2 separate regions of the Homo sapiens genome follow, and region 1 is linked to region 2. A link is an interaction called in ENCODE POLR2A ChIA-PET data of the cell type or tissue named here. Cell type or tissue: OCI-LY7. All regions are shown on one strand. Each heading gives the region's core, and the rest is flanking DNA. Links, peaks and the distances in the headings are about the cores only. Region 1 overlaps SBF2 (SET binding factor 2). Region 2 holds the start of LOC101928008 (a long non-coding RNA gene).

The links. ChIA-PET counts read pairs that join two places held together with the same protein. Peaks named below come from ENCODE experiments on the same cell type or tissue, not always from the same donor. Only the 100,000 strongest peaks of a DNase experiment are listed, where the experiment ranks them.
Region 1: POLR2A ChIA-PET joins it to region 2 with 10 read pairs; 2 of 35 experiments call an interaction of 5 or more read pairs at or near these places.

Annotation. Positions count from the first base shown.
Region 1 is chr11:9,926,044-9,942,643 of GRCh38, forward strand. All of the region lies in intron 16 of SBF2 (SET binding factor 2), which reads right to left. It overlaps LOC101928008 (a long non-coding RNA gene), which reads left to right. Exons shown (of 3, transcript NR_120539.1): 3 at 2,847-3,220. Among named protein-coding and RNA genes, the nearest start is that of LINC02709, 170 kb to the left of the region's middle. In OCI-LY7, for the core only: no CTCF peak of the experiment used is centred there; no DNase peak of the experiment used is centred there.
Region 2 is chr11:9,832,929-9,849,528 of GRCh38, forward strand. SBF2 (SET binding factor 2) reads right to left here. Exons shown (of 40, transcript NM_030962.4): 23 at 14,028-14,155; 24 at 12,637-12,812; 25 at 9,697-9,842; 26 at 6,570-6,768. LOC101928008 (a long non-coding RNA gene) reads left to right here and starts at 6,214. Exons shown (of 3, transcript NR_120539.1): 1 at 6,214-6,348. It also overlaps the pseudogene RNU7-28P. In OCI-LY7, for the core only: no CTCF peak of the experiment used is centred there; no DNase peak of the experiment used is centred there.

The sequences.
Region 1 (16,600 bases), core at 3,397-11,396, 94 kb after region 2:
AGACTGATATGTGGATCTTTCCCCTTTGATTTTGTTATGAAACTGGGCTGTCTCCATTGCAGACTATCTGTAATCTGGCTTAAGTTGTACTTATAAAAGTGTTTTAGTCTCCTTGTTTTTTTCCCTTTTCACATTGAACTTTGGTCATTTCTACACTGCATAAGTAGAAAAATATTTCGGGTAGACTGTATTTGATTTTCCTGTAGCTGTTAGAAACTTGCAAACCTTTTTGTCACTGGTGAGAATTCAAAATTGAAGTTTAGCCTTAAGAATAAAAAAAATTGTCTTTTTTTTTTTCCTTTTAACAAACTACCATTGGAAAGACTGAAAATCTTAAGTAGGGAAAAAGCAAAAGGATGGCCCCTACTTAAAATTTCATAATGCTATACCAATCAAAATTCTTATATTAGAACACACATTCTTTTCAAGTGCATAAGGAATAGCTGCCAATATAGACCATATACTGGACCATAAAACATCTCCCAATGAATTTAAAAGCATGTTATCTGAACATGATAGAAGTTAGAAAGCATTAAGAGAAAAACCTCTGAAAGATCCACGCAAAGAGTATAATATAAACTACATAACATAATTCTAAATAACCTAAGCGTTCAAAGAAGAAATCAAAAGGGAAATGAGAAAGTATTTAAAAATGAATAAAAATGAAGACATATTATATAAAAATTTGTTGGCTGCTAATAAGGCGGTATTTAGTGAGAAATTTCTAGCACTAAATACCTGTGTTAGAAAAGAAGAAAGGTTTCAAATCAATCACATTAGCATCTACCTTAAGAAAATGGACAAAGAGCTAATTAAATATAAAGTAAGTAGAAGAAAGGAAATAAAATGTCGTGTAGAAATCAATAATAGACAACATAAAAACAACAGAGAGAAAATCAATGAAACCCGAAACTGGTTCTCTGAGAAATTTAATAAAATGTATAACTCTCTAGCTTGACTGAACAGGATAAAAAGGGGAGACAACACATTTTTGCCATGAGGAATGAGAGAGATGACATTATTCTAGATTCTATAGATATTAAAAAGATAATAAAGAACTAGGATTAACATGTTATATCTATATATTGGACAATTTTGACAAAATGAACAAATTCCTTTTAAGATACCAATTGCTAAATACCTCTTACAAAATAAATAACCCAAATACATTACATCTACAAAATAATTGAACTTGAAGTTAAAAACCTTCTCATAAAGAAAGATCTAGGCCTGGATATCTTTATTTATGAATTCCACCAAATATTTAAGGAAGCAATAATACCAATTCTAGACAAACTCTACTGGAAAATTGAGCCGGAGTATGCACTTCCCAACTGATTTTATGAGGCCAGCAATACCCTGCTACCAAAACCAGACACAGAAATTAGCAAATCAAATCCGACAAGTTAAACCGGATGCAGTACTATGTGCCTATAGTTCCAGCTATTTGGGAGGCTGAAGCAAGAGGATCACTGGAGTCAGTCTGGGCAAGATAGCAAGTCCTCTGTCTCTAATAAAATAAAAAATTAAATAAAAAAATAAAAAATACATCATGATCAACTAGAATGGAAAGCTGGTTTCACATTAGCAAATCAACCAATGTAATTCACCCTGTTAAAAAACTGAAGAGAAAAACTATCTGATCACCTTAAAAGATACGGAAAAAAAATCTGACAAAATACCACATCAATTATTTGATTCCTCAGTATCCTAGGAATCAAAGGACACTTTCATAAACAGATAAGAGAGTATCTACAAAAAAACCCTACAGCTAATGTCTGCACTTAAATCTATACTATTTTTCACAAAAGTGCAAAGCCAATTCAGTGAGTAAACAAATGATGCAACAACAACTCTATATCTGTTTGTAAAAGAAATGAACTTGGTCCCATACCTTATACCAAATTAAAAAGATAAACTAGAAACAGCTGAGATCTAAATATGAAACCTAAACATTTAGCATTTTTAAAGAAAATGAGAGAAAATTTTTGTCACTTTGGGTTTAGAGAAGACTTCTTAGATATGATACCAAGTGCATATCTATTCATGAATAAAAAATTGATAAACTGGACTTTATCAAAATAAAAAGCTTCTGATCTTTAAAAGACACTGTTCAGAGAATAAAAATATAAGACAATATCTGAAAATAACTGAAAATCATATATTTGAGAAGGACTTGTATTCAGAATATAAAAATTTTTCCAAACTCGGTAATAAGAAAACAAACAACCCAATTTAAAAAGGGCAAAATATTTGAACATACATCAACAAAGATATATAGATGGTAAATAAGTATAAATCAAGATGTCCAATATCATCAGTCATTAGGAAAGTGCAAATTAAAACCACATGAGATACAACCACACACCTATTAGGATGGCTTCAAATGGAAAGACTGACTACAGGAAGTGTTGGAGAGGATGTGGAAATACTGGAACTCTCATATACTCATGGTGGGAATGTAAAATGATAGAGCTGCTTGAAACACAGCTTGGACATTTCTTAAAAAGTTAAAAGTACACATACTATAGGGTCCAGCCAATACACTCCTGTTATTTTAAACTAGATAAATGAATGCATTATGTCCATCAAAGACTTATGCATGAATGTTGAGAGCAGTTTTACTTGTACCAGGCCCCAGCTGGAAATGAATCAAATATTCATTAACATGTGAATGGATAAGCAAAAGTAACTGAGGTATTTGCATTGTTGGAATCTGCCGTTTGATACTGGAATACGTTCTTAAATAAATGTGGTTATGTTTTATACATCATTTTAATGGGCATTTCTCACTTTATTTTTCTTTTGTTAATGACTTATTACTTGCTGTTCATTTCATGTTTTAGACTATGAAAATGATGTTAGATAAAAATTAAATTCAAGCAATTTTCTTGTTCGAGTTCAAAACGGGTCATAAAGCAGCAGAGATAACTTGCAACATCAACAATGCATTTGGCCCAGGAACTGCTAATGAACATACAGTGCAGTGCTTGTTCAAGAAGTTTTGCAAAGGAGAAGAGGAAGATGAGGAGTGTAGTGACCAGCCATTAGAAGTTGACAACAACCAAGTGGGAGCAATCATCAAAGCTCATCCTTTTACAACTACACGAGAAGGTGCCGAAGAGCTCACCATTGACCATTCTATGGTCATTTGGCATTTGAAGCAAACTGGAAAGGTGAAAAAGCTCGATAAGTGGATGCCTCATGAGCTGAACCAAAAAAAACAAAAAACAAAAAAAAAAAAACCATCGTTTTGAAGTGTCATCTTCTCTTACTCTATGCAACAAGGAAACATTTCTCAATTGGATTGTGATGTGCCACAAAAAGTGGATTTTATATGACAACCAGTGACAACCAGCTCAGGGGTAGGACCAAGAAGCAGCTCCAAAGCGCTTCCCAAAGCCAAACTTGCAACCAAAAAAGGTCATGGTCACTGTTTGGTGGTCTGCTGCCAGTCTGATCCACTACAGCTTTCTGAATCCTGGCGAAACCATTACATCTCAGAAGTATAGTTGGCAAATCGATGAGATAAACCGAAAACTGCAAGGCCTGCAGCTGGCATTGGTCAACAGAAAGGGCCCAATTCTTCTCCATGACAATGCATGTCACACAACCAATGCTTCAAAAGTTGAACAAATTGGGCTACAAAGTGCTGCCTCATCCACCGTATGCACCCAACCCCTGGTCAACTGACTACCACTTCAAGCATCTCAACAACTTTTTGCAGGGAAAATGCTTCCACAACCAGCAGGATGCAGAAAATGCTTTCCAAGAGTTCGTTGAATCTTGAAGCACAGACATTTATGCTACAGGAATAAAGAAACTTATTATTAACTGGCAAAAATGTGTTGATTGTAACGGTTCCTATTCTGATTAATAAAGATGTGTTTTCATTGTTCAGCTCCCATGGACACAGGTAGGGGAACAATACTTACTGGGGCCTGTTGGGGGATGGTGGGGGTGGGAGAGCATTACGGAAAAGAGCTGATGCATGCTGGGCTTAATACCTAGGTGATGGGTTGACAGGTGCAGCAAACAACCATGGCACACGTTTACCTATGTAACAAACCTGCACATCCTGGACATGTACCTCAGAAATTAATATAAAGAATTTTAAAAAAAGTACAAACAGGTGAAAAAAAATGTGTTTGAGCCTAGTTATAATGATTTAAAATTCATGGTCCAAAACTGCATTTACTTTTTTACCAACCTAATATTTATACAATATATAACAGTACTATTCACCATTAAAAAGGAATGATCTATTGATGCATACTACATACATCAAAATAATGATGCTGAGTAAAAGAAGCCAGACCAAAAAAATTACATATTTGATTCCATTCACATAAAATGTAGAAAATGCAACCTAATCTATAGTGGCAGAGAAAAGATCAGCAGTCACCTGGGAATGGGTATAGAGGCAGGGTGTTGAGAAGAGGGGAGAGTATCCTTTGTATCCCTTTTCTTGTACAAAAGAGTACAAGAAACTTTTGGGGATAATAAATTGGTTCATTATTTTGATTGTTGTGATAGTTTCAAAGGTGTCTATACATGTTAAAAAGTTATTAACTTGGGGAGATCCGTTTCAAGATGGCTGAACAGGAACAGCTCTGGTCTGCAGCTCCCAGCGTGATCGATGCAGAAGACGGGTGATTTCTGCATTTCCAAGTGAGGTACCTGTTTCATCTCATTGGGACTGGTTGGACAGTGGGTGCAGCCCACGGAGGGTGAGCCGAAGCAGCGTGGGGTGTCACCTCACCTGCGAAGAGCAAGAGATTGGGGGATTTCCCTTTCCCAGCAAAGGGAAGCCATGACAGACTGCACCTGGAAAAACGGGACACTCCCACCCAAATACTGCACTTTTACCAAGGTCTTAGCAACTGGCAGACAAGAAGATTCTCTCCCATGCCAGGCTTGGCTGGTCCCATGTCCACAGAGCCTTGCTCACTGCAAGCTAGCACAGCAGTCTGAGATTGAACTTTGAGGTGGCAGCCTGGCTGGGGGAGGGGCATCTGCCATTGCTGCAGCTTGCGTAGGTAAACAAAGAAACCAGGAAGCTCGAACTGGGCGGAGCCCACTGCAGCTCAGCAAGGCCTACTGCCTCTATGGACTCCACCTCTGTGGGCAGGGCATAGCTGAACAAAACGCAGCAGACAGCTTCTGCAGACTTAGAAGTCCCTGTCTGACAGCTCTGAAGAGAGCAGTGGTTCTTCCAGAATGGCGGCTGAGCTCTGAGAATGGACAGACTGCCTCCTCAAGTGGGTCCCTGACCCCTGTGTAGTCTAACTGGGAGACACCTCCCAGTAGGGATCGACAGACACCTGATATAGATGGGTGCCCCTCTGGGACGAAGCTTTCAGAGGAAGGATCAGGCAGCAGTATTTGCTGTTCTGCAATATTTGCTGTTCTGCAGCCTCCACTGGTGATACTCAGGCAAACAGGGTCTGGAGTGGACCTCCAGCAAACTCCAACACACCTGCAGCTGAGGGACCTGACTGTTAAAAGGAAAACTAAACAACAGAAAGGAATAGCACCAACATCAACAAAAAGGACATCTACACCAAAACCCCATCTGTAGTTCACCAACATCAAAGACAAAAGGTAGATAAAACCACAAAGATGGGGAGAAACCAGAGCAGAAAAGCTGAAAATTCTAAAAACCAGAGCACCTCTTCTCCTCCAAAGGATCGCAGCTCCTCCCCAGCAATGGAACAAAGCTGGATGGAGAATGACTTTGATGAGTTGACAGAAGTAGGCTTCAGAAGGTCAGTAATAACAAACTTCTCCAAGCTAAAGGAGCATGTTCAAACCCATCGCAAGGAAGCTAAAAACTTGAAAAAAGGTTAGACGAATGGCTAACTAGAACAAACAGTATAGAGAAAACCTTAAATGACCTGATGGAGCTGAAAACCATGGCACGAGAACTTCGTGACGCATGCACAAGCTTCAATACCCAATTCGATCAACTGGAAGAAAGGGTATCAGTGATTGAAGATCACATTAATGAAATAAAGTGAGAAGACAAGGTTAGAGAAAAAAGAGTAAAAAGCAACAAACGAAGCCTCCAAGAAATACGGGACTAGGTGAAAAGACCAAATCTACATTTGATAGGTGTACCTGAAAGTGATGGGGAAAATGGAACCAAGTTGGAAAACACTCTTCAGGATATCATCCAGGAGAACTTCCCCAACCTAGCAAGGCAGGCCAACATTCAAATTCAGGAAATACAGAGAACACCACAAAGATACTCCTCGAGAAGAGCAACCCCAAGACACAGAATTGTCAGATTCATCAAGGTTGAAATGAAGGAAAAAATGTTACGGGCAGCCAGAGAGAAAGGTCAGGTTACCCACAAAGGGAAGCCCATCAGACTAACAGTGGATCTCTCGGCAGAAACCCTACAAGCCGGAAGAGAGAGGGGGCCAATATTCATCCTTCTTAAAGAAAATAATTTTCAACCCAGAATTTCATATCCAGCCAAACTAAGCTTCATAAATGAAGGAGAAATAAAATCCTTTACAGACAAGCAAATGCTGAGAGATTTTGTCACCACCAGGCCTGCCTTACAAGAGCTCCTGAAGGAAGCATAAACATGGAAAGGAACAACCAGTACCAGCCACTGCAAAAACATGTCAAATTGTAAAGACCATCAATGTTACAAAGAAACTGCATCAATTAATGGGCAAAATAACCAGCTAGCATCATAATGATAGGATCAAATTCACACATAACAATATTAACCTTAAATTTAAATGGGCTAAATGCCCCAATTAAAAGATACAGACTGGCAAATTGAATAAAGAGTCAAGACCCATCGGTGTGCTCTATTCAGGAGACCCATCTCACATGAAGAGACACACATAGGCTCAAAATAAAGGGATGGAGGGAGATCTACCAAGCAAACGAAAAGCAAAAAAAAAAAAAAAAAAAAAAAAAAAAAACAGGTGTTGCAATCCTCAATCCTAGTCTCTGATAAAACAGACTTTAAACCAACAAAGATCAAAAGAGACAAAGAAGGCCATTACATAATGGTAAACAGATCAATTCAACAAGAAGAGCTAACTATCCTAAATATAGATGCACCCAATACAGGAGCACCCAGATTCATAAAGCAAGTCCTGAGAGACCTACAAAGAGACTTAGACTCCTACACAATAATAATGGGAGACTTCAACACCCCACTGTCTATATTACACAGATCAACGAGACAGAAGGTTAACAAGGATATCCAGGACTTGAACTCAGCTCTGGACCAAGTGGACCTAATGGACATCTACAGAACTCTCCACCCCAAATCAACAGAATATACATTCTTCTCAGCACCACATCACACTTATTCCAAAATTGACCACATAATTGGAAGTAAAGCATGCCTCAGCAAATGTAAAAGAACAGAAATCACAACAAACTGTGTCTCAGACCACAGTGCAATCAAATTAGAACTCAAGATTAAGAAACTCACTCAAAACCGCTCAACTACATGGAAACTGAACAAAGTGCTCCTGAATGACTACTGGGTACATAACGAAATGAAGGCAGAAATAAAGATGTTTTTTGAAACTAATGAGACCAAAGACACAACGTATCAGAATCTCTGGGGCGCATTTAAAGCAGTGTGTAGAGGGAAATTTACAGCACTAAATGCCCACAAGAGAAAGCAGGGAAGATCCAAAATCAGCATCCTAACATCACAATCAAAAGAACTAAAGAAGCAAGAGCAAACAAATTCAAAAGCTAGCAGAAGGCAAGAAATAACTAAGATCAGAGCAGAACTGAAAGAGATAGAGACACAAAAAACCTTTCAAAAAAATCAATGAATCCAGGGGCTGGTTTTTTGAAAAGATCAACAAAATTGATAGACTGCTAGCAAGACTAATAAAGAAGAAAAGAGAGAAGAATCAAACAGATGCAATAAAAAAATGCTACTCGGGAGGCTGAGGTAGGAGAATGGCATGAACCTGGGAGGCGGAGCTTGCAGTGAGCTGAGATTGTGCCATGGCACTCTAGCCTGGGTGACAGAGCGAGACTGTCTCAAAAATAAATAAATAAAAATAAAACATAAAAAATGATAAAGGGGATATCACCACCGATCCCACAGAAATACAAACTACCATCAGAGAATACTATAAACACCTCTGCTCAAATAAACTAGAAAATCTAGAAGAAATGGATAAATTCCTGGACACATACACCCTCCCAAGACTAAACCTGGAAGAAGTTGAATCTCTGAATAGACCAGTAACAGGCTCTGAAATTGAGGCAATAATAGCCTACCAACAACAAAAAAAGTCCAGAAGCAGACGGATTCACAACCGAATTCTACCAGAGGTACAAAGAGGAGCTGGTACCATTCCTTCTGAAACTCTTCCAATCAATAGAAAAAGAGGGAATCCTCCCTAACTCATTTTATGAGGCCAACATCATCCTGATACCAAAGCCTGGCAAAGACACAACAGAAAAAGAGAATTTTAGATCAATATCCCTGATGAACATCAATGTGAAAATCCTCAATAAAATAATGGCAAACCGAATCCAGCAGCACATCAAAAAGCTTATCCACCACGATCAAGTCGGCTTCATCCCTGGGGTGCAAGGCTGGTTCAACATACGCAAATCAATAAATGTAATCTATCACATAAACAGAACCAACAACAAAAAGACATGATTATCTCAACAGATGCAGAAAAGGCCTTTGACAAAATTCAACAGCCCTTCATGCTAAAAACTCTCGATAAACAAGGTATTGACGGAACGTACCTCAAAATAATAAGAGCTATTTATGACAAACCCACAGCCAATATCATACTGAATGGGCAAAAACTGGAAGCATTCCCTTTGAAAACTGGCACAAGACAAGGATGCCCTTTCTCACAACTGCTATTCAACTTAATGTTGGAAGTTCTCACCAGGGCAGTCAGGGAAGAGAAAGAAATAAAAGGTATTAAATTAGGAAAAGAGGAAGTGAAATTGTCCCTGTTTGCAGATGACATGATTGTATATTTAGAAAACCCCATCGTCTCAGCCCAAAATCTCCTTAAGCTGATAAGCAGCTTCAGCAGTGTCTCAGGATACAAAATCGATGCGCAAAAATCACAAGCATTCTTACACCAATAACAGACAAACGGAGAGCCAAATCATGAGTGAACTCCCATTCACAATTGCTACTAAGAGAATAAAATACCTAGGAATCCAACTTACAAGGGATGTGAAGGACCTCTTCAAGAGGAACTAGAAACCATTGCTCAACGAAATAAAAGAGGACACAAAGAAATGGAAGAACATTCCATGCTCATGGATAGGAAGAACCAATACCGTGAAAATGGCCATACTGCCCAAGGTAATTTATATATTCAATGCCATCCCCATCAAGCTACCAATAACTTTCTTCACAGAATTTGAAAAAAACTACTTTAAAGTTCATATGGAACCAAAAAAGGAGCCCACATTGCCAAGATAATTCTAAACAAAAAGAAGAAAGCTGGAGGCATCATGGTACCTGACTTCAAACTATACTACAAGGCTACAGTAACCAAAACAGCATGGTACTGGTATCAAAACAGATATATAGACCAATGGAACAGAACAGAGGCCTCAGAAATATCACCACACATCTACAACCATCTGATCTTTGACAAACCTGACAAAAACAACAGATGGGGAAAGGATTCCCTATTTAATAAATGGTGCTGGGAAAACTGACTAGCCATATGTAGAAAGCTGAAACTGGATCACTTCCTTACACCTTATATAGAAATTAATTCAAGATGGATTAAAGACTTAAATGTTAGACCTAAAACCATAAAAACCCTAGAAGAAAACCTAGGCAATACCATTCAGGACACAGGCATTGGTAAGGACTTCATGACTAAAACACCAAAAGCAATGGCAACAAAACCAAAATAGACAAATGGGATCTAATTAAACTAAAGAGCTACTGCACAGCAAAAGAAACTACCATCAGAGTGAATAGGCAATCTACAGAATGGGAGAAAAATTTTGCAATCTACCCATCTGACAAAGGGCTAATATCCAGAATCTACAAAGAACTCAAACAAATTTACAAGAAAAAAACAACTCCATCAAAAAGTGGGTGAAGTATATCAACAGACACTTCTCAAAAGAAGACGTTTATGCAGCCAACAGACTTATGAAAGAATGCTCATCATCATTGGTCATCAGAGAAACGCAAATCAAAACCACAATGAGATACCATCTCACACCAGTTAGAATGGTGATCTTTAAAAAGTCAGGAAACAACAGATGCTGGAGCGGATGTGGAGAAATAGGAATGCTTTTACACTGTTGGTGGGACTGTAAATGAGTTCAACCATTGTGGAAGACAGGGTGGCAATTCCTCAAGGATCTAGAACTGGAAATAGCATTTCACCCAGCAATCCCATTACTGGGTATATACCCAAAGGATTATAAATCATGCTACTATAAAGACACATGCACATGTATGTTTATTGCAGCACTATTCACAATAGCAAAGACTTGGAACCAACCCAAATGTCCATCAATGATAGACTGGATTAAGAAAATGTGGCACATATACACCATGGAATACTATGCAGCCATAAAAAAGGATGAGTTCATGTCCTATGCAGGGATATGGATGAGGCTGGAAACCATCTTCTCAGCAAACTATCACAAAGACAGAAAACCAAACACTGCATGTTCTCACTCATAGGTGGGAATTGAACAATGAGAACATTTGGACACAGGGCAGGGAACATCACACACTGGGGCCTGTCAGGGGTGGGGGTCTGGGGTAGGGATAGCATTAGGAGAAATACCTAATGTAAATGACAAGTTCATAGTTGCAGCAAACCAACATGGCACATGAGAGCAAGAACTCCTTTACTCCCTTGAGGATTAACTCAGTTAAGAAAGAGTGGCATTAATCACTGTCAATGACCTAATCATCTCTTAAAGGTCCCACCTCCCAACACCAACACATCAGGGGCCAAATTTCTAACACATGAATTCTGAGGAACATACTCAAAGTATAGGAAGGGCCAACATCTGAATAGTATAAATCCCAGAAGAGCAAAATGAGAAAAAGAAGGAAGATTAAAGAAAATTGCCCAGAATTTAAGGACAAAAGCTTCCAGATTAAAAGGGTTTGACACATATTCAGCACAATATATGCAAATACCCCAATGACATCAGCGGACATCACTATAACATTTCTGAAGACTGGGGTCAAAGGGAAGATCCTACAAGCTTCCACAGAGAAAAGATAAAGTTTTGTGGGAAGCATAAAGGAATGCAATCATGGATCAATGAAAAAAATTTATCAATTTCATCTATTAAATCAGGACACTAAGGAAGAGAAAAACATTATAATAAGTGCTGAAAAGCAATTGAAAAATATTTATCAGCCAATACAAATAACAAGCAAAATGGGAACAGAAGAAAACTAGTTCAAGATAATAAAAATTATTTACTAAAGCCAAATAAAAAATAATTATCCTAAATAACAAAACACTAACCATTTTTATTAGGATTAAGACAGTGATAATTTTTATCAGATTTTTATTTAACATTGTCTTGGAGGTTCTGGAGAATACAATATGACAAGAAGATGAAATAAATAAATTGTATAAAAACGGGCAAAAAAGATATAAAACTTTCTTTTGAATTGGTATTATTGCATGTCTAGAAAACCCAAGAAACTAATAAAAAACTGAAATTAATAAGAGAATTCGGTAAAATGGATAGGTATTAAATAAGTATGTAAAAGCAATAGTTTTGATTTATTATAGCAAAAAAGCAACTGAAAATGGAAACAGAAAAATACTTCACTCACAATATCAGTATAAACTATAACATGCTAAAGAATACATCTAATAAACCAAAAAACTTGTAAGAAAACCTTAAAAGCTACTGAAAGGCACACAAAAAATTGAAAACTGGATGTTATTAGATGGGAAGACTTATAAGAAAATATTAAATTTTCAGGGTCGGGCACGGTAGCTCACACTTGTAATCCCAGCACTTTGGGGGCCAAGGCGGGCGGATCACGCGGTCAGGAGATCGAGACCATCCTGGTTAACACAGTGAAACCCCGTCTCCACTAAAAATACAAAAAATTAGCCGGGCGTGGTGGCGGGCGCCTCTAGTCCCAGCTACTCAAGAGGCTGTGGCAGGAGAATGGTGAGAACCCGGCAGGTGGAGCTTGCAGTGAGCTGAGATCCAGCCACTGCACTCCAGCCTGGGCGACACAGCGAGACTCCGTCTCAGAAAAAAAAAAGAAAAAAAAAAGATAATATTAAATTTCCAAAATTAACATATAAATGGAATGCAATTCCAAATGGTTTGCACTCTCAATTCCAGTGGATTTTTTTTTCGGGGAACTGAACAGTATTGTCTTAATGTTTATATTAAATAATCAATGCCCAGGAATGGCTTAAAAAGTACAAAAAAAAAAAATCAATGTAGGATAATTTGCTTTTGGAACATAATGTCCTTTTATCAAATAAATATGGTATTCGTTTAGAAATAAATATCCATGGATTAGAATAACAATCCAGAAATAAATCCCAGTATGTATAAAAATCCAATACATGACAAATATTATAGTTCAATTTAGTAGGAAAATGACAAATTATTTAATAAATTTTGCCAGAATAACTGGCCATTCTTTCAGAAGAAAATAAAACTGGATATTTCTAATATACTGTATAGTTATAAATTCCAGCTGCAATAAGAATCTTGCAAGAAAATTTAGACAACATATATATCTTGATGAAGAAAATGTTCTAAACAGACTGAAAATATAGAGGTTATTAAAAAAAAGGCTAGCCAAAATGAGCAAATATAATTAAAAGTTTTTCTATGGCAAAAGTTAAAACACAAAGTCAACAGATAAATAATGTATTTGGGAAAAAATTGTAAAGGGCAATATCTAAACTAAAGTGCTCTTACAAAATGTCAAGAAAAAGTTAACCCAAAAGAAAAAAAGGCAAAAAGTATACATAAGCAAGTCAAAGAAAAATAGAAAAGCCAAACAAGCATGCTTTATTTCTTTATTTTATTTTATTTTATTTATTTTATTTTACTTTTTGAGACAGAGTCTCACTGTCGCCTAGGCTGGAGTGCAGTGGTGCGATCTCGGCTCACTGCAACCTCTGCCTCCAAGGTTCAAGCGAGTCTCCTGCCTCAGCCTTCCAAGTAGCTGGGATTACAGGCACCTGCCACCACGCCCGGCTAATTTTTTTCTATTTTAAGTAGAGACGGGGTTTCACCACCTTGGCCAGGCTGGTGTTGATCTCCGGACCTTGTGATCCGCCCACCTTAGCCTCCCAAAGTGCTGGTATTACAGGCGTGAGCCACTGCGCCCGGCCTAAACATGCATTTAAAATAATGCTCAAATTCAATTAATACTGCAGGGACTACAAATTGAAGTAACAATAACATAAGTTAGTTGACTGATTCCTGCATCCATTCACTCAACAAATATTTACTGAAACTTTTCATGGGTGAGGCCCTATTTCAGGTGCTGGGGATCAGAAGCAAACCAAACAAGTTCTTTATATGTACTTTTACCACCTTTTTTGCCCATATAACAAACAACATTTACAAGAGCAACTGAATCTGTTGTTGGTAAGGATATGGGAAAGGAGATACTCTGAAAAACTGCTGGTGGAGATATGAAACATAGCCCTTTGGACAGCAACCTGCCAATACTTATTAACTACAGGTATCAGTAAATAAAGACGTATATACAAGGATGTTTGTTGAAATTTTGTTCAAAGGGGAAAAAAGCTGGCCTGCACCATGAAATATTAAGTAATAATTAAAAAGAATGTCTGAAAGCCTCGCTCCTAAACTGTGGAGTAAGTCATCCTAGGTGCTATGTGGAAATGTCAAGAGTGATGTCATATATTTTTAATTTTCAGGGGAAACACAGCATTTTTGAATGTATATTGACACTGAATCTCTTGATATTATATGCTTGAAGTAATTCGGTTTCAACATTAGATCATGCCACATTACTATTAATGATATTGTGTCTTTGCAAAGCTGGGTATTGAGTGGTTGCTGTGATTAAAAAGTACACACTATGCTAAGGCCGGGCGCGGTGGCTCACGCCTGTAATCCCAGCACTTTGGAAGGCTGAGGCAGGCGGATCACGAGGTCAAGAGATCGAGACCATCCTGGCTAACACGGTGAAACCCCGTCTGTACTAAAAATACAAAAAAAATTAGCCGGGCATGGTGGCGGGCACCTGTAGTCCCAGCTACTTGGGAGGCTGAGGCAGGAGAATGGTGTGAACCTGGGAGGCGGAGCTTGCAGTGAGCCAAGATCGCGCCACTGCACTCCAGCCTGGGCAACACAGCGAGACTCTGCCTCAAAAAAAAATTTTTTTTAAAGTACATACTATGCTAAAAGATAGAAATGGTGGTGGTGCAGCCAGTCTAATACCAAAGTCTGAGCAGCTGTGTAGTACCCAACAGGAGCACGTATACCATTAGTAAGCAGTTGTAGTTATTTTTAAATGAAATAAAAATATTACTATTTTTGAAAAAATTTAAGTGTATATTTTTTCCCAAATAGCTATTAAGTTGTAGGAATATAATACACATTACTTGGCCTGAAAGATTTACTAAATGAAGCTGTCAGGTATTTGGTTTGGCCCAGGGGGCACCAAGAAAATATTGCTGAGATACTAAGGACTCATTGTGAACTCAGAAAATTTGGGAACCTCTTAAACCTGCAGCCCAAGAAGTAAAAAATAATAGAACAAGTGAAAAACTTAGATGAATGGAAATAATAAAGATAGAAAAGAAATTAATTAGACAGAAAGCAAAGATACAAAGGCAAAGAGTTTATAGACTAATAAAATGGACAAAACTAATTTTAAAAAAGAAAAAAGCCACTAATCAGTAGACATGTTCTTAGGAAATAATTACCAAAATGAACTCAAGAAAAGCTGAAAACCTGAAGAGACTATAATTAGAAATTAAAAATATTCTCCCAAAGGCTGGATGTGGTGGCTCATGCCTGTAATCCCAGCACTTTGGGAGGCCAAGGTGGGAGAGTTGCTTGAGAGTTCAAAACCAGCCTGAGCAATAAAGCGAGACCCTGTCTCTACAAAAAAATAAAAAAATAAATTAGCTGTGCATGGTGGCGCATGCCTGTGGTCCCAGCTACACAGGAGAGTGAGGTGGGAGGATCACTTGAGCCCATAAGTTTGAGGCTGCAGTAAGCTATGATTCCCACCCCTGCGTGCCAGCCCCAGCCTGGGCAATGGAGCAAGACCCTGTCTCTTCAGTAAAAATAAAAAAAAAAAAATTATCCCAAAGAAAACATTAGGTTAAGGTGGCTTTACTGGTGAGTTTTAACAAACTTTCAAGGAACACACGATTTCACTCTAACATAAAGTGTTTCAGAGAAGAGATACAGAGGAATACTCCCTATTTCATTTTTTGACGTTAGTATAACTTAGCTCCAATACCAGCCAAGGAGTATTTGAGAAATTATAAACTGATTTCAATCATAAAAATAATTGCACATTAAGAATGAGATAGAGCTGTACAAAAAGCATTTCATAAAACTGACACCTATTATGACAAAAACTCTTAAACCAGGAATGGAAATGGACTTAATAACCTGATAGCAAATATCTACCAAAACTTCTAGCACAGATAAAGCTTAATGATTAAACTTTAAAAGAAAGGCACTTACTGTCACTTCTATTTAATGTTATACTATAGGTCCTTGCCAGAAAATAAGAAAGAAAAAAAATATATATATAACGTTTAGAAAGTGAGGTAAAAACCATTCCTATTACTGGATGATATGATTGCCAACATAGAAAACAGAAAAGAATATGTGGCAAATTACTAAAATTAAGGAAGTTTGCAATATTAATAGATAAGTTTACTGTATTTCTATATATTTTAAAAAAAGCAATTAGAAAATGCAATTTTAAAAGACAGCATTTACAGTAACAACAACAAAACAGGGCACCTAACAATAAATTTAACAAAATATGTATGAGACCTTCATGGAGAAAAATCATACATGTATTTTTTGAGGCAGGGTCTCGTACTGTCACCTGGGCTGGAGTGCGGTGGCACAATCACGGCTCACTGCACCCTCGAGTGGGCTCAAGTGATTCTCCCATCTCAGCCTCTCATGTAGCTGGGGCTACAGGTGTGTGCTACCATGGCTGGCTGATTTTTGTATTTTTTGTGAGACAGGGTTTCGCCATGTTGTCCAAGCTGGGCTCAAGCAATCTTCCTGCCTAGGCCTCCCAAGGTGCTGGGACTACAGGCATGAGCTACTGTGCCCAGCCCATACAGTGTTATGAAAGACATTAAAGATCTAGATGTACAATACTATGTTTATAGATACGAAAACTTGCAAAATGTCAATTCTTCCTACATTAATCTATGGATTCAATGTAATCTTAATTTAAGTTCCAGTAGAGGCTCTCATGGAAGTGAATAAGGTTATTCTAAAATGATATGGAAACACAAGGGGAAAGAATACAGAAGACATTTCTTAGGAAGATACAGCATGGGGGCTTGCCCTGGTAGATATTAAAATTTATTATAAAACTTTAATTAAGACTATGTGATGGGCA
Region 2 (16,600 bases), core at 2,573-10,572:
TTTAAAAGGCCTCTGTTGAACTATTTCCCTTGCCTTATACATTACTTTTCCACAACTTGAAATAAAGATCGTAAGATTACCAGATTAATGTCAACTTTATGAGAATGACAAGTCAAATTGTAAACAATTCATAGATCACTGAGATGACATTAGAGAATACAGCATGCCAATATTAGACTGCCTGAGATGGTGAAAGGCTTAAAAACCAAAACCAAATTATTTTTGGCATGAGAACAATTTGTTCAAATGTCAAATGAGTTTAAATAGTTAATAACACTACATGTTGATACTTATTTTAAAAGATTAGCTTATAAAGTTACAGGATATGATGCTGGGAAAATAACATGTAAGAGTACACACAGATTAATAAATGCAAGAAGACAGGCAGGTTTCAGAGTCATTTCTTTTTTTTAGTTTAATTAGAAATATTACACAAAACAGATTTTATATTTATAACCTCCTAACCACTAATCCTATATCTTTTTTTTGGTGATTTTTTTTTTTTTTTTTGAGATGCAGTCTCGCTCTGTCGCCCAGGCTGGAGTGCAGTGGCACGATCTCGGCCCATTGCAAGCTCCGCCTCCCGGGTTCACGCCATTCTCCTGCCTCAGCCTCCCGAGTAGCTACGACTACAAGCGCCTGCCACCATCCCTGGCTAATTTTTTGTATTTTCAATAGAGACGGGGTTTCACCGTGTTAGCCAGGATGGTCTCGATCTCCTGACCTCGTGATCTGCCCACCTTGGCCTCCCAAAGTGCTGGGATTACAGGCATGAGCCACCGTGCCCAGCTGGTGATTTATAAATTTTGGGAAAATATACCTAACATAAAATTTATCATGCTATCCTTTTTTTTTTTTTTTTGAGATGGAGTTTCACTGTTGCCCAGGCTGGAGTGCAATGGCGTGATCTCAGCTCACCGCAACCTCTGCCTCCGGGGTTCAAGCAATTCTCCTTTCTCAGCCTCCTGAGTAGCTGGGATTACAGGCATGTGCCACCACGCCTGGCTAATTTTGTATTTTTAGCAGAGACAGGGTTTCTCCATGTTGGTCAGGCTGTCTCGAACTCTCAACCTCAGGTGATCCACCTGCCTCGGCCTCCCAAAGTGCTGGGAGTACAGGCGTGAGCCACTGCGCCCGGCCCATGGTATCTTTTTATTTATTTTATTTTTTATTTATTTTTTGAGACACAGTTTCGCTCTTGTTGCCTAGGCTGGAGTGCAATGGTGCGATCTTGGCTCACTGCAACCTTCGCCTCCTGGGTTCAAGCAATTCTCCTGCCTCAGCCTCCTGAGTAGCTGGGATTACAGACATGTGCCACCACACCTGGCTAATTTTGTATTTTTAGTAGAGATGGGGTTTCTCCATGTTGGTCAGGCTGGTCTCGGACTCCTGACCTTAGGTGATCTGCCCGCCTCGGCCTCCCAAAGTGCTAGGATTCATGCTATCCTTTTTTATGTGTACAAACCAGTGGCATTTAGTACATTCCCAATGTTATGCAACTACCACCACTATCCATTTCCAGAACTTCTTATCCCTTATCTTGATAAGAACCAGTGCTGACAGGAGGGAAAGGAAATCTAGTTTATGGTCACATAAATCATAACCTTCAACTACTTTACTGAATGCCAAATTAACTTTCCATACTTAACCAATGATAACTTGGAAGCATTCTGAAAGCCTAGGGCTTTGGTGATCTAGGAAGCTGTGGCCTGAATTTTTGTAATACCACAAACTGATGAAAAGACCAAGCTATAGACATAATCACTCATGAAGACTGAAAAGGCAGTTCCATAATTAGGACCCTCTATCTCCACTTGAATATCAGTTTTTCCCAACTTGCTTCAAGATACAATGTGTATTAGACAGGGAAATAATGTTTAATGGTTCCAGGAGCTACTTCAATAATCGGTAAAGAACGAGCACACTCCTTCACTCCCTGCCCCCTGTAGTGAGCCATCTCCTTCCACTGTGAATGAGCACTACACACAGACCATCCTCTGTTACATACAAGATCTATGGCTCTCTCCTGCTTCCTGACATGGGCTTGCATGACAGCTGGAGAGCCCCTCATGCTGGGGCAAATTGTGTGAAGCCTAAAGACCAAGAGAAGCTACTCCCAGTACCAGTCTCATTTCGTAATGAAAGATATCAATTTCCCTGCCACCCATCCTAACCCACTACTCAGAGCCTTCAGCTCTGGGCTCCACAGTTAACTCTCAAGAGGTAGACTAGGCTTCAGAAGCTGTTGTGGAAACTTTTTAATTCAAGCATAATTCACATACAAATGCTCAAAACCTAGGTGATATCACTACCACCTAGGTCAAGAAATTGACCACTACAAGCATCCAAGATCTAGTATTTCCTCCAAGTCACTATTTATTCTTCTTTCTTAAAGATTACCACTATCCTGCCTGGCATGGTGGCTTACACCTGTAATCCCAGCACTTTGGGAGGCCCAGCTGGGAGGATGGCTTGAGCCTAGGAGTTTGAGACCAGCCTGGGCAACATAGTGAGACCTCTTCTCTACAAAAATAAATAAATAAAATAAAAAGAAAATTAGACAGGTTTGGTGGCATGCGCCTAGTCCCAGCTACTCAGAAAGCTGAGGTGGAAGGATCGCCTGAGCCAGGGAGGTTGAGGCTGCAGTGAGTTGGAATCACATCACTGCACTCCAGCCTGGGAGACAGAGCAAGACCTTGTCTCAAAAAAAAAAAAAAAAGATTACTACTATCCTGACTAACAATGTGGATGAATTTTGCTTCTTTTTGAATTCTAGATAAAGGGAATCAACAGAGTTTATTCTTTCATGTTTGGCTTCTTTTGCTCAATATTATGTTTATGAGATCCATCCGTGTTATTTGTACTCACGTGTAGTTTGTTCATTTTCATTACTGTATTTCACTGTGTGAGTATGATACCATTTATCTATTCTCTTGTTGATTTTGAGTAGTTTCTAGTTTTTTTAATTATTAAGAATGTTGCCATGAACATTCTTGTAGATGTCTTTTGGGAGCACATATGTATTTCTGTTAGAAATTCTACTCCACCTAAGAGGAGAATTTCTAGGAATTAGGTTATGAATATGTTCAGTAGATGTTTAAATGTTTAGACAGCATTAGACAACTTTCCAAAGTTATTTAACCAATTTATAGTCCTTTTTACTCTCTTGATGATATCTCCTGATATACAGAAGTTCTAAATTTATCAATTTTTTACTTTATAGATAATGTTTTTCCTATCCCAAGAAATCTTTCCCTATACCTCAAGGTCATGGAGACATTCTCTTATCTTCTAGAAGCTTTATTGTTTTAAGCTTATTTGCTTTAACCTTAATAACAAACCTATTGTTTTATTGTTTTAACCTTTTACATATAGATCTATAGGTCAATGGGAATAGGTCAAGATTAATTTTTCCCAGCATCCTTTATTGAAAAAACATCTTCTATCCACTGCTCTTAAGTGTTATTTTTATCTTAAATCAAGTATCCACATATGTTGGGGTGTTTCTGTTTAATATATTCCCTATTTTGCTCCACTGGTCCGTTTGTCCATTCTTGTGTCAGTCCTATACTGTCTTAATTACTGTAGCTTTATAAAAACTCTTGACATCCTATAGTATTATTCTGTAAGACTATCTTGGCTACTCTGCCTTCCACATTTTTATGTAACTCTTAGAATTACCTTTTCAGTTTCCATTAACATTTTGCTGAGATTGGGACTGATTCTATAGAACAATTTCAGGAAATTCAGTTTTAGAATACTGAATATTCTAATCTAAGAACCTGAAATATCTACTTATTTAGCTCTTCAATGATCTTCAATATTGTTTTAAGTATTCCATGTAGAGGTCTTGCACTGGTTATTAGATTCATCCCTAAGTAATGTTTTTTAGTGCTACTGTAAATAGTAGGAATAATACCAAAATAGCATCACTTTTTGAAAATTTCATTTTGTAATAATGTTTTTAGTATATATATAATTATTGTAAATGACCTTGTACTAGTGACCTTATCAGTGACCTTGTACTAAATCCACTTAATAATTTTAAAAGTTTATTGGCAGATTCCTACAGATTTTCTACATGTGCATTTTGGTCATCTGTGAGTAATGGCAGTTTTATTTCTTTCTTTTCAATTTTTATACCTTTTATTACTTTTCTAGTCTCTTTGCACTGCCTAAGACCTCTAGTACAACACTGAATAGAAATGGTGATAATGGGCATCCTTGTCAGGATTTCAGAGAAAAAGCTTTTAATATTTTATTTATTTCTAAGATAAGTAATTTCCTGTGTAGGATTTTTAAGACAGAAGATTAAGGAGCTACCCACTGTTCCACTGTAGACTTCTCTGAGGCCTTCAGGGCGCTACTCATGGGAGCTCATTCTTACTCTCTTTTGCTGAGAGCTTTTTTCTAAAGATCACAAATGTGACAAAAAATACAGAATTTACATAAATAAATTTACATAAATAAAACTCATAAGTGTACTTTGCATTTGCAAAATGCTTATCTTTATATAATAAACTTCTTTTTAATTCTGTTAATGTGGTAAATTACACTGACTGATTTTCAGATGTGAAACCAGTACTCTATTCCTACAATAAACTCCACTTGATCTTAATGAATTGCTGTGTGTAAAATAAACCTTTTGTCATTATCAACCATCCTTTCTTACTGCTTTTAAAGTCTACTTTGATATTCATATAGTGACAACAACTTTTTTTAAAGGTAGTTTTGCGTGGTATATTTTTTCTATCCTTTTACTTTCTACCTTTTTATATACTTGTATATTAGATTTGTCCCTTAAAAGCAGCAGAAAGCTTTTTTTTTGGAGACGGAGTGTTGCTCTGTCACCAGGCTGGAGTGCAGTAGCTTGACCTCGGCTCACTGTAACCTCCACCACCAGGGTTCAAGTGATTCTCCTGCCTCAGCCTCCCAAGTAGCTGGGACTACAGGCACAAGCCACCATGCCCAGCTAATTTTTGTATTTTTAGTAGACACAGGGTTTCACCATGTTGGCCAGGATGGTCTCCATCTCTTGACCTCGTGATCTGCCTGCCTCGGCCTCCCAAAGTGCTGGGATTACAGGCGTGAGCCACTGAGCCCAGCCACTTTTTTTTTTTTTTTTTTTTTAAAGCAAACCCTGATCTCTTTCTTTGAATTGGAACATTTAGTCAATTAATAATTAATGCAATTATGGATATATTTGAATTTAAATCTACCATCTTACTACTTGTTATTTATTCCATTTGTTCTATGTCCCCTTTTTTTTCCTTTCTTGCCTTCTTTTGGATTATTTTTTATTATTCCATTTCCTTCCTGCTAATAACTTAATGGATATATATTACTTTTTACCATCATAAATGCTTTATAACCAGTGTTCTAATAAGTCATCTATTAAAATTTTATTTTACTTCTGACAGATTGGAATGATAAATGAGTCTGTTTTCTCAATGGCTGGCATAATTTTGATAGCAAACTTTCCAAACAGCAGGACATCACACCCCGACAACATGACTCATCTTCAGAGAAAATTTAGTTAGAATGACGGAGAATTCCAGAAAAATTACTGCATACTCAGAGTGCCAATTTTTCAGAACTTCATGCAAAATGTTTATTTGGCCACAATCTCAAAACTATATTCCCAACTTGTTTCTGAAGTTTCATATTAATATTTGTAAACTTAAATTGCCATTTAAAATGACATATCTATCTTCAAGAGCAACAGGGTTGAAAGTAACATTAAGATAACTTTCTAAAATATGTACAAAGCTTACAATTTACAAAGTGATTTCAGAGCTGTTTAAGCAGGAATTTATAAATGCAAAGAAAAATCTTACCTGGAGATGAAAATGACTAAACTTGTGGATGGTGAAAATGTAATTTTAGAAAATATATATTTACATATAGTAAAGCATGGAATAAGACTCAACATATTTGAAAAACAGTGAGAGATGACAAGAACTGAAAAAAGAAAATGCCTCTTTATTTACATCCTTTAAGTAATATTCCCTTGAAAACATTCCAATTAGACCGCATAAGAAAGCCTTGCCTACACCTGGGTCAGCAAATTATAGCCTGTGGGCCAAAACTGGCCATGCCTACTCATTTCCTTACTGTCTGTGGCTGCTTTTGCGGCACAGTTGAATAGCTGCAACAAGAGACTCTATGGCTCATAAACTGAAAATATTTACCAACTGACCCTTTATAGAAAGAGTTTGTGGCTCCCCAGCCTACAAAAGACTTTCATGTCCTCTATTGGGCTGGGAAAATCCTGTTCTTCAAGTTATCTTTAGTCATGCTAGAAAAGAAGCAAACTGGGAAGAGAAAGACAAGAGAAATTCATAGGGGGTGAGTACTTTACCTTTCACCTTCTCACCTACTAGAGGTACTTTCAGTAAGGTAATTGTTCCGAGAATGCCAATGAGATGCTTGCTCGTATCCTGGAGACCTTGTTCTTATTTTCAGGCATTTTTATCTATCTCAGGGCTATGGATGCAAATGGCCTATTAAAGATTCAAATAAGAAGAAAGGAAGGAAGACCTCTTTTTGGAGCCCACTGACACACTTACCTCCGGCAGAGTGAATACATCCTGTTGGAGGCAGTAATTCTAAAATACTCGGGTCTTGAACGGGAAGAGCTGCCACTTATGGTTCCTAAACCTAAACGCTGATAGTCTCTGAAACAAGCTTTTTCCACCAACTGTTCCATTGTAGACTTCTCGGAGGCCTTCAGGGTGGTACTTGTGGGGAGCTCACTCTCATCTGAAACTGTGATGGTAGAGACAGATATCGAAGAAATGATTAGCTCAAAGCAATTGAGGTCTTCAGGGTAGTACCTGTGGGGAGCTCACTCTCATCTGAAACTGTGATGGTAGAGACAGATATCAAAGAAATGATTAGCTCAAAGCAATTGAGGCCTTCAGGGTAGTACCTGTGGGGAGCTCACTCTCATCTGAAACTGGGATGGTAGAGACAGATATTGAAGAAATGATTAGCTCAAAGCACAGGATTAAAAACTTCCTTTTGGGCTGGGTGTGGTGGCTCACGCCTGTAATCCCAGCACTGGGAGGCTGAGGTGGGCGGATCACAAGGTCAGGAGTTCGAGAGCAGCCTGACCAACATGGTGAAATCTCATCTCTACTAAAAATACAAAAAATTAGCCAGGTGTGGCGGCAGGCACCTGTAATCCCAGCTACTCGGGAGGCTGAGGCAGGAGAATCACTTGAACCCGGGAGGTGGAGGTTGCAGTGAGCTGAGACCGTGCCACTGCACTCCAGCCTGGGCAACCGAGCGAGACTTTGTCTCAAACCCCGCCCCCAGCCGCAAAAAAAAAAAAAAACAAACCCGCTACTTTTGAAGAAGACTCTTACACCAAGACAGGTTTATATTAGGATGACAAGTATTATGTATATCACAAATTAAATCATGTAACTTCTGTGAGGAATCACACTTAAATAAACATAAATTAAAAGTGTAATGAATAGTCAAGAAATAAAATATCAGTAATTCAACTAAAAAATGTCAGGAAAATAATACCATTTAAATAATTTCTAAAAACAATATAATTTTGAATTCATTACCTACACTGTTCTGTTTCATGAAGGCTTGCTTATTGTCAAATTGCAGTGATTTCTATTTAGGACTCTATAAAAACACCCAAAGTTTGTCAGAGGCTAACCCATCAGTAAAATTTATCTTTCATAAAATCACTATACAAACTCATCATCCAGATTTCAGTTTACTTTTCAGACTATAAACTTTTATTAGAAATTTCTGGATTAACCAGAAGTTCACTAGAGGGAAAAATAACTTTATTTCCTCAGAGAGGTATAAAGGAGTTACACTTTTTTCCTGGAAATATTTTTGTTAGAGGATGTGGTGTACGTGGGAAATCCCCTCACAGTTTTACAATCACAGGTTACAGAATCCTTTACAATTTTAGATGTGGAAGAATTTACTCAATAATCAAATATTTTAGGGAGGCTTTTTTTTTTTTAAAGAACATTCCTAATTGGTACTGCATGTTCTAACTGGGGAAAAAAAAAATCCATGTTAAAAACTGTCCTAATTTACTTCCCTATTTATTTTGAAAGTAAGAGACATCAAATCAAGCTTTCAAAGTTTTTGAAAATGTACTCAAAGTACTAATGTGCAGGCAAAGATATGGCCCTCTTTCATTAAAATATATTTTAAAAAAGCAGAACATCAACAATTAAGTGTTTCAATTTGTGAACTTCAATTCATGTTTCCATTTGTGAACTTCACAATGCAATATCATCAGGTATCAATTCTGTGTTGGCCTTTAATTTTCAGAGGAGCAAAGAACATTATATAATTTGGTCTTTTAGTAGAATAATTATCATAGAATAATAGGTTTTGTTCCATGAAATATAAAAAAAATTGAGTTAGAAGAGTCAATAGTGATGGGTAGCGATAATATTTTTATGGTTTGACACATGACTGTGAAAAGATCAGGGTTCCAACAAATGGGTGTGGTGTTATTTCAGTGATATAATGGTGGGTATTTTCATTGCCCCAAAGGCAAGCTTGTATGTACATGTTCTCACCCAGGGCATGCATACATACATACAAAACCACATAGGTTCTTTTTTTTTTTTTTGAGGCAGAGTCTTGCTCTGTCCGACCCAGGCTGGAGTGCAGTGGTGCAATCTCGGCTCACTGCAACCTTCTCCTCCCAAGTTCAAGCAATTCTCATGCCTCAGCCTCCTGAGCAGTAGGGACTACAGGCGCATGCCACCATGCCTGGCTAAAATTTTGTATTTTCAGTAGCAACAGGGTTTCGCCATGTTGGCCAGGCTGGTCTCGAACTCCTGGCCTCAAGTGATCTGCCTGCCTCAGCCTCCCAAAGTGCTGGGATTACAGGCATGAGCCACTGCGCCTGGCCCACATAGGTTCTTTATCCCAGCAACTGAAAATGGAGACCGGTTAGCCAGTGCTTTCTCTGAAGATGAGGTTTCTTTTTTAAAATGTTGTTGTTGTTAGTAGTAGTTTTTGCAAAACCACCGGTGACTGATTCTAAGATCCTGAGGGGAAAAAAAGGGTGTAATGGCATTCTGCCTCCCATTATATCAGCTTCTCTGTAGTGCTGATTCCATAGCATATTTGATACTGGGTTAAGAATGGGAAACAGTCACTCAGAGATTTTGCTACTAGCTTTCTGCCTCTATTTTTCCCACTGAGAGATATTGTAGCTGTTCTTTCAAATATTTAGCAAGTATTTTTTCTTATGACCTAAGTATTCCTTCATCTTAGGTCCCCCATTTTGATTAAGAGCACCAACAATGTTCTTACCAAAAACTGAAATCTTCAACTTGAAATGTTCAATGTCCTTACCTTAAATTCTTATTCTAGAAGGATAAGATACAGGGGACTACTCTATACCTAAATTTCCCATGCAGTGGGGTTCCCTTCTTTCTTCTTTTAATGAGACACACATAAAAATGACCAATTAGCTGTATGAATTTAGTAAAGAAGTATAATTTAACAAAATATTACCTGAACAATGGGATATTGGGAAAATATTTTTCCCCCAGTTCTAAGAAGCTGGTAAGTGCTTCCATCTTCTCATGAGATCTAGGTTTTTGTGAATCAAGATGTAAGTGCAACTACATCTGAGTCTCTTATTCATATAAGAAATAAAGTTGAATAATGAAGGAAATTCAAGTTTTCACATACCAGATACATCATCATCTTCATTCCATCCAGGACGATTTACTCTTTCTTCCACAATTGTCCCTGTCTTCTTCTTCAGTAAATATTGCCGCCCAATTGTCATTTTCCCTGCCCTTTTGGCACCTTTCACAATTGTTTTTGAGAAGGTACTACAAGTCATAAAACCAAAGAGAATGTCAACTTAATATAAAAGCACTACTTGTATTGTTGACACCTACTTAGCTCAAATTGTTTCTTCTCCTTTCCCACAGCCACTACTGGTCCAGACTCTTGTTAAGCCTCTCCTTCTTTAGGTTACTTTTAATATGGCAGTAGACTAATTTCCCATAAAACACCACTGTCATCAGGATACTGTCTTAGGAAAAACGTGCAGGAAAATGTAAAGTGAGACACAAACTACTTATCACCCCAAATCTAAACTCCTTGGTTTAGCTTGTCGGGGAGGACTGCCCTGAACCCACTCTGGTTATCCTCATGCCACTGTCCCTACCACAGTTCCCACAAAGCATGCTTGTTGGAGTCCTCCTACATGGAAAGCCAGCCTGCCCACTTCTCTACTTACTCAAACTCTCTTTCTACCAACTCACAAGCCTTTCTTTGAGATCATATGGCCTTCATAGTTGGCAACACATTTGCTTATTTCTTAACTGTTTTAAGTGTGTATATGTGATGTCCTGACTCTAATTAGCTGTAAACTTTAAGAAGCATAGAAAAATAATATAATTCCCCTTTTTTGAAGGAGAAAAATAAGAAATCAGAAACTTGAGTATCCTTTTGAGAATCAGCTTTAATTAAAGGGAAACTAAGATGTAATGGACCTAGAAGTACTTTATTTATTCAAACAATTTAACCCTTCTTGCTGACAGAAAATCTAGGCAATCCAGAGAATTAAACAGAGAACCTATTTCCTGACTAATCAGATGGAGGTGAAGACTCTGAAGACTGTTCTTGATTATATTCTTCTCTATCACAAAGAACTCTTCTGGTGTTTTCTTGCCATTCAGTAAAAAGTGATAAGGCTTCTTTTATTATCAAATAGTTTCACCAGACTCCATCTTTAGTTATTTGCAATGTAAACCTGAAGGTTATGAAACATGTTTGAGATAACAGCTGGGAATCATAAAATACTGATATTTCCTAAATTAAACTTATTGTAAATCACTTGTGTAACTTTTATTTTTTAATTTTTATTAGTGGGCTTTCTGGCAAAAACTGGAAAGTCTGCTAGACAAATTCTAAAAGAGCTGTAACACTAGGTGTAACTTAAACTCAATGGGATTTTTGAAATTTTTTCCCAGCTAAAGCTATATATATCTTTTGTTTCATATACCCAGGCAACTCTTAAAATTTTTAAATTGCTACATCTCTGTTGCAGCTGATATAACAGGCTTGATACAGGTATATATTTCTGAAACTAATATAAATATACATGTTTCTGATAGTTTCTAAATGTAAAATACCACACAAAGCTTTGTCTCTTCCATTGAAGGCTGAGATAACAAACATCATAGGCTCCTCTCCGACCCTATGGTGCTAAGACAAGATGCTTGGTCCACTGCTGTAAATCCCTAGGAACTTGCTCATGCTTCAGCATACCATACCTGGATATTACCTGGTAAGCAAAGCTAGACAGGTGGCTAGCTGTGCAACTGAGAAATAATATACTGTCTGGAACCTCAAATTTTCTATAATCCCCAATCTACCCTTCTTTCAGGCAAAGGAAGGGCCTCTTTTCCAAAGTCTGCAAAGCTCTCCCTAGTATTGTAATTTGTATTGGCAGATGCCCGAATTCTACATGGTTAACAGTGAATGAAATTTTAGCCCTTATATTTTATCACCGATGGAAGATAACTTAAAACTATTGTTATTTCGTCATAACTGAAGTTTAAAACTTTCAACATAAATTTCTAAAAACTTTCTAGAAAATAAGGGTTCATACTAAAGAAATATGACAACTAAATGCAATGCCTGATCCTGGATTAGATCCTGGACCAGGAATAAAAAAGTTAGGTACTAAACTAAAAAAGGATCATTAACACAATGTGAATATAGACTCTGGGTTAGATAAAAGTTTTATATTAATTAAATTTTCTGGCTTTGATTACTGTGCTTATATAAGATAATGCCGGACAAGGGGAGGGATAGCATTAGGACAAATACCTAATGCATGCAGGGTTTAAAACCTAGATGATGGATTGATGGCTGCAGCACACCACCATGGCACATGTATACCTATGTAACAAACCTGCACGTTCTGCACATGTATTCCAGAACTTAAAGTATAATAAATAAATTTAAAAAACAAAATAAAATAAAAAACATAAAAAGATAATGTCTTTGTTCTTAGGAAACATATTGTGATGTACTTAAGGATAAAGGGACATCTTATATCTAACTCAAATGGCTCAAAAAAAATATGTGTATATATGAGAGAGAGAATGATAAACAAATGGACCAAAGTAGAAACTACTGGTGAATCTGGGTAAAATATATACAGAAATTCTTTGTTCTACTGTTATGAATTTTCAGTAAGTTTGAAATGTTCAAGAGTTATGAAAAACAGAAAATATAGCCTCCTGTTTCTAGATAAAAGCAAATCTGTCCACTGGGCCTGGATATTAATAAAAGCTGAAGGGATTGGTCAAAAGCATTTAGAAAGTGATCAATATGGAAAAAAGAGAAAATAGAATTTCACATTCTAAAAATGCATTGTGAGCAATGGACATGACAGTCAAAGCCTCTGGTAGCTTTTAGTTTTTGAAACTTGCTACATTTATCAATGCTGCTGTTCCGTAACTTTATGATCTTGGCCCCATGGGCTTGACAGAAACAGAACAGTGAATGAAAACAGCAATCGCTTACACCTGGACACAAAGGATAGGTTACTCCTTTTGCAATCAATTACGGGAGGGCTGAAATTAACAGACTTGTCTTTCTTCTTACCGAAAAGAAGTGTTCTTTTCCTTCTGTTTTGGTAAAATTATTTGTGGGGTAGTTTGTCCAGCAGCAAAAGCAAAGGTACTGAAAATGGACTGAGGATAACGGAACTTCATCAGCTGTTTCTTAAAGATCTCTACTACTTCTGGACTGACTTCTTCATCAAATGCTACCTTAATCAACTAGAAGCAAAAGAGATTAAACACAAAAGAAGCATTAAGGATTTCCTGGCAACTTTCCCCCAAACAACAGAATATAATAACACAAAATGGCAAGACTGGAGGTCAAAGGGACTTTGGATAACATGCAATACAATTTTTAAATTTTTAAAAATAAAAAAAGGCTCAAAAAGGTTTACTTGCCATAAATGGCTAGTTGGCAAGGAAAATCATGTATCTTCAAGTCAGTTTCTTTAAGATTATTTCTTCTACAATGGGATAGGGAATTGTATAGCAAACACGCCCTTCTCATTTCTCAACTGGTTGGTTCCAGATAGAGAATTTGGCCTAATAAGGTCTCTTCCTACCCAGATACAACAAATGTAGGAAGAAAAGAAATCCATTTGACTAGAATCCTAATCAGTACAGCTAGGCAATATTTGAGTGTGGAGTTCTTTGGTAGTCGGGACAGTGAGGAAATCCTTAGGCAGCCAATGCTTTCAGGTGATGAGAGAAGGTCTGGAGCCTAAAGATCAGCAGCCTTACATTTCACACAATTAGCATAGAAGCCAATAGGAGAGATCCTTGACTAGAAGGAAAGAGGCAAGAACTGGCATTCTTAGAAATCTGAGAAGTGATGAAGAATAAGACAAGCAAAATATTGCAAACTGAGAATTTAAGAACAGGAAAAACTAAGAAAAGGTCACTTCTTCCAGGGTCTGGTTTGCATTATTCAATAATTATTGAGTTATTGCAGTAATTCTACAAAGTTCTGATACAGTCATAAACCCCTGGAAAACCTCTTGCTTTATCAGGGGTATGCAACTAGTACCAATAGAACTTTAGCCCTAGCTATACTGTTTACCTTTCCATAGAACAGCCACAGGGCATTTCCTTCAAAACAGATGACAAGATAATTGCTTTTTATCTAAAGGCTTCATCAAACAGGTATTGAGGTATAACTTGGCAGAGAATAAGAACCAATCGTACTTGTCTAAGTTTCTAAGATCACTCATTATTGAGTATCTGCTGGTACTCTGAGTTGGCTAAGGGGCTCCAGGGATTAAATCCAAGACTATTCATGAGTTTACTCAGCTGATGACTACCCTCTCAGACCCTATGATCTTCCCCATTCTCATCCTCTTAACTTCTGAGCACATGACCACACAAAATGGCCATAATATCATTTGACTTTTGAAAATTTTTGAATAGTAAAACAATGGCTTCCTTTTTTAATACCTGAAAAGATGCTGATGTGATCTGCAGTCCTTCTTGCATGTTCTGCTGTAGCTGGTTCTGCATTGTAATCTTCTTCTCCTTGGTGATGGAGGCAATGGGAAAGCTCCGCACAACTGTCTGCTCACCCACTGTAAATAGACAGGACACAGCTTCAGCAACAACACTTTATAGCTCACTTTTAGAGTGTCTACTGCTTACTTCATCAGTCTCTGCTAGAGAAATGTATTTGAAGAGGACACTGCCCAGGGATGCAGTGAAAGAAAGTGCCCTTCACTCCAGAAAAGGATTATGTCTCAGGAGTGGCAAGTGACTTACATTTCACACAACTAGCACAGGAAGCAGTAGAAGGGATCCTTGACTAGAAGGAATGAGGCAAGAACTGGAATTCTTGGAAATCTGAGAAGTTAGAGACAAGTGACTTGCCACTCCTGAGACAGAGTCCTTTCCTCGAGTGAAGAAACTGTCACAGCCTGACTGCCTTCATTCTTTCTATCTCCCCAACCTACTGTGTGCCACATAAGATCACCTGGTTTAAGGCAATTTTATAGGAAGGGAGGTTTTACAAAAAAAAAAAAAATACTCCTCAAGTATTGAAAAGACATCCAAGATATTTAATATAAGGATAAAGCAAAAGAGAATAGGTTTTTAAAGTTTGTTTCGAAATATGTAAAAGATGTTATACTATATATATGTGCCTTTGGAAAACAAGCCTGGACTTAAGCGCAAGACTTTTAGGAGTTTATTAAAGCAAACATGGGAAAATATAAATAATTATTTATCAAGTACCTGAGGTTATGAAGATGAGAGTCTAGAAAAAAAGTAGCACACTCAAGACCTCCCTTGAAGAGCTTCCAATTTCCCGTGGGAGGAGAGTCACATGCAGAATATAATAATATGTGGTTAGCTCCTACGTTTGAGGGAACAGTCTACAGGGATTTAAATATTTCAGAGAAGGATCTCTGCATGCTAGCTGGATAGAAAATGATTTTTGGGAGAATTGAGAGAGAAGATGGAGCTTTAAAGGAAGTGTAGAATCTGGATTTGCAGAAGGGAAAGGAAGAGCATTTTAGGCAGTGGTAGAGGAACATAACAGGAGTGGCAATGAACAAGGCCTCCCAGCTAGTAAGCCAGGGTGGGGAGGGGGTGGGGAGATCTGAACTAGGTTCATCTTATTTAACAGCTCATACATTTCTTCATTTATTATAATCAGAATCCTAATTCCCTGGATCTATCAATCTGTAATCTAGAAAAATTCTGACTATATTCTTACATCAAGCTCATATCCAGAGGCTAAGCAAAGTCAGGATGTACATAGGATTTAAGTTCTAGGATGTATTTAACACCTACATTTATATAACATGTAAAATTATAATATTTCTATGTGTCATCAAAGGATAAATTTTAAATTAGAAATTTAAAAGGAAATAAAAAGATTTTCTTTGACAAAAATAATTTTCCTAAGTGAAATTAATTCAAAATTTGAAAGGAAAAGGCAGAGAATATGAGATTTCACACTAAGCATACTTTAAAATAAATAAATTACAGCAATTTAAATGACCACATAAGCAAGGAAAAGGCAGAGAATATGAGATTTCACACTACGCATAACTTCAAAATAAATAAATTACAGCAATTTAAATGACCACATAAGTATCACGTTTACGTGTCCAAAATGTGTGTTTATGGCCATTAACCTCACAAAAGTCCTACTATAAAAAATTGTAAGTACTGCATAGTTTCTTTTAAAAATACGTTTACTTTCAAATACAATTTGTGTATAGCAATATGAAGGAGCGGGCTAAGACACTTTTCTCCTTTTCACTTTTTCAAAATAAGCAAAACTATTCTTACAAATTCATCTTTCCTTATTTAATTTTATGAACTGTTGCGCATTATATGGTAAGCAGTCTTTTATGACTGATGTACTAAGCCATCTTGATTCTATTCAACCTAGGAATAATGCAACTGTTAAGATTTAAAAGAGAATACATTTTATATATCTGAATTCACTTGTCCAACCAATGAGTAGCACATAGTGCATACTCATCAAATGCTACTGCATACATAATTTCAAAGGAGAAAGGCACTTTCGTGACCATTTAGCCCAGTGGTTCTCAATCACAATCACTTGTGGGGCTAAAGAAATACACAGATGCCTGGGTCTCCCTATTTCTACTGCTTCAGATTCTAATACAATTGTTTGAGGGTTGGGCCCAGAAACTGGTATTTTTTTTTAAAGATTCCCAGATAATTCAAATATACAGCCAACATTAAGAACCACTGAATTATCACCAATGAAAGCCCAATCTCCCAATTTTATAAAAGAGGAAAATAAAGTCCAGAAAGGTTAAGTGATTTAAGTCACTGAGCTTTGACTTGGAGTCCTGTTGTTTTGCCCAAAGTCTTAATTATGTGCTTTTCCTATCAACAAGAGCATTTTACATATAGACTATAGTGAATTTAAGAAGATAATGTAGATTACTTCTGGTAGGGCATGCTATTCCTTTCCAATATAGAAGGCTGTACTGAATAGTAGAAAATAGAAACAGAAGTTATAGGAGTTTGGCAAGTAG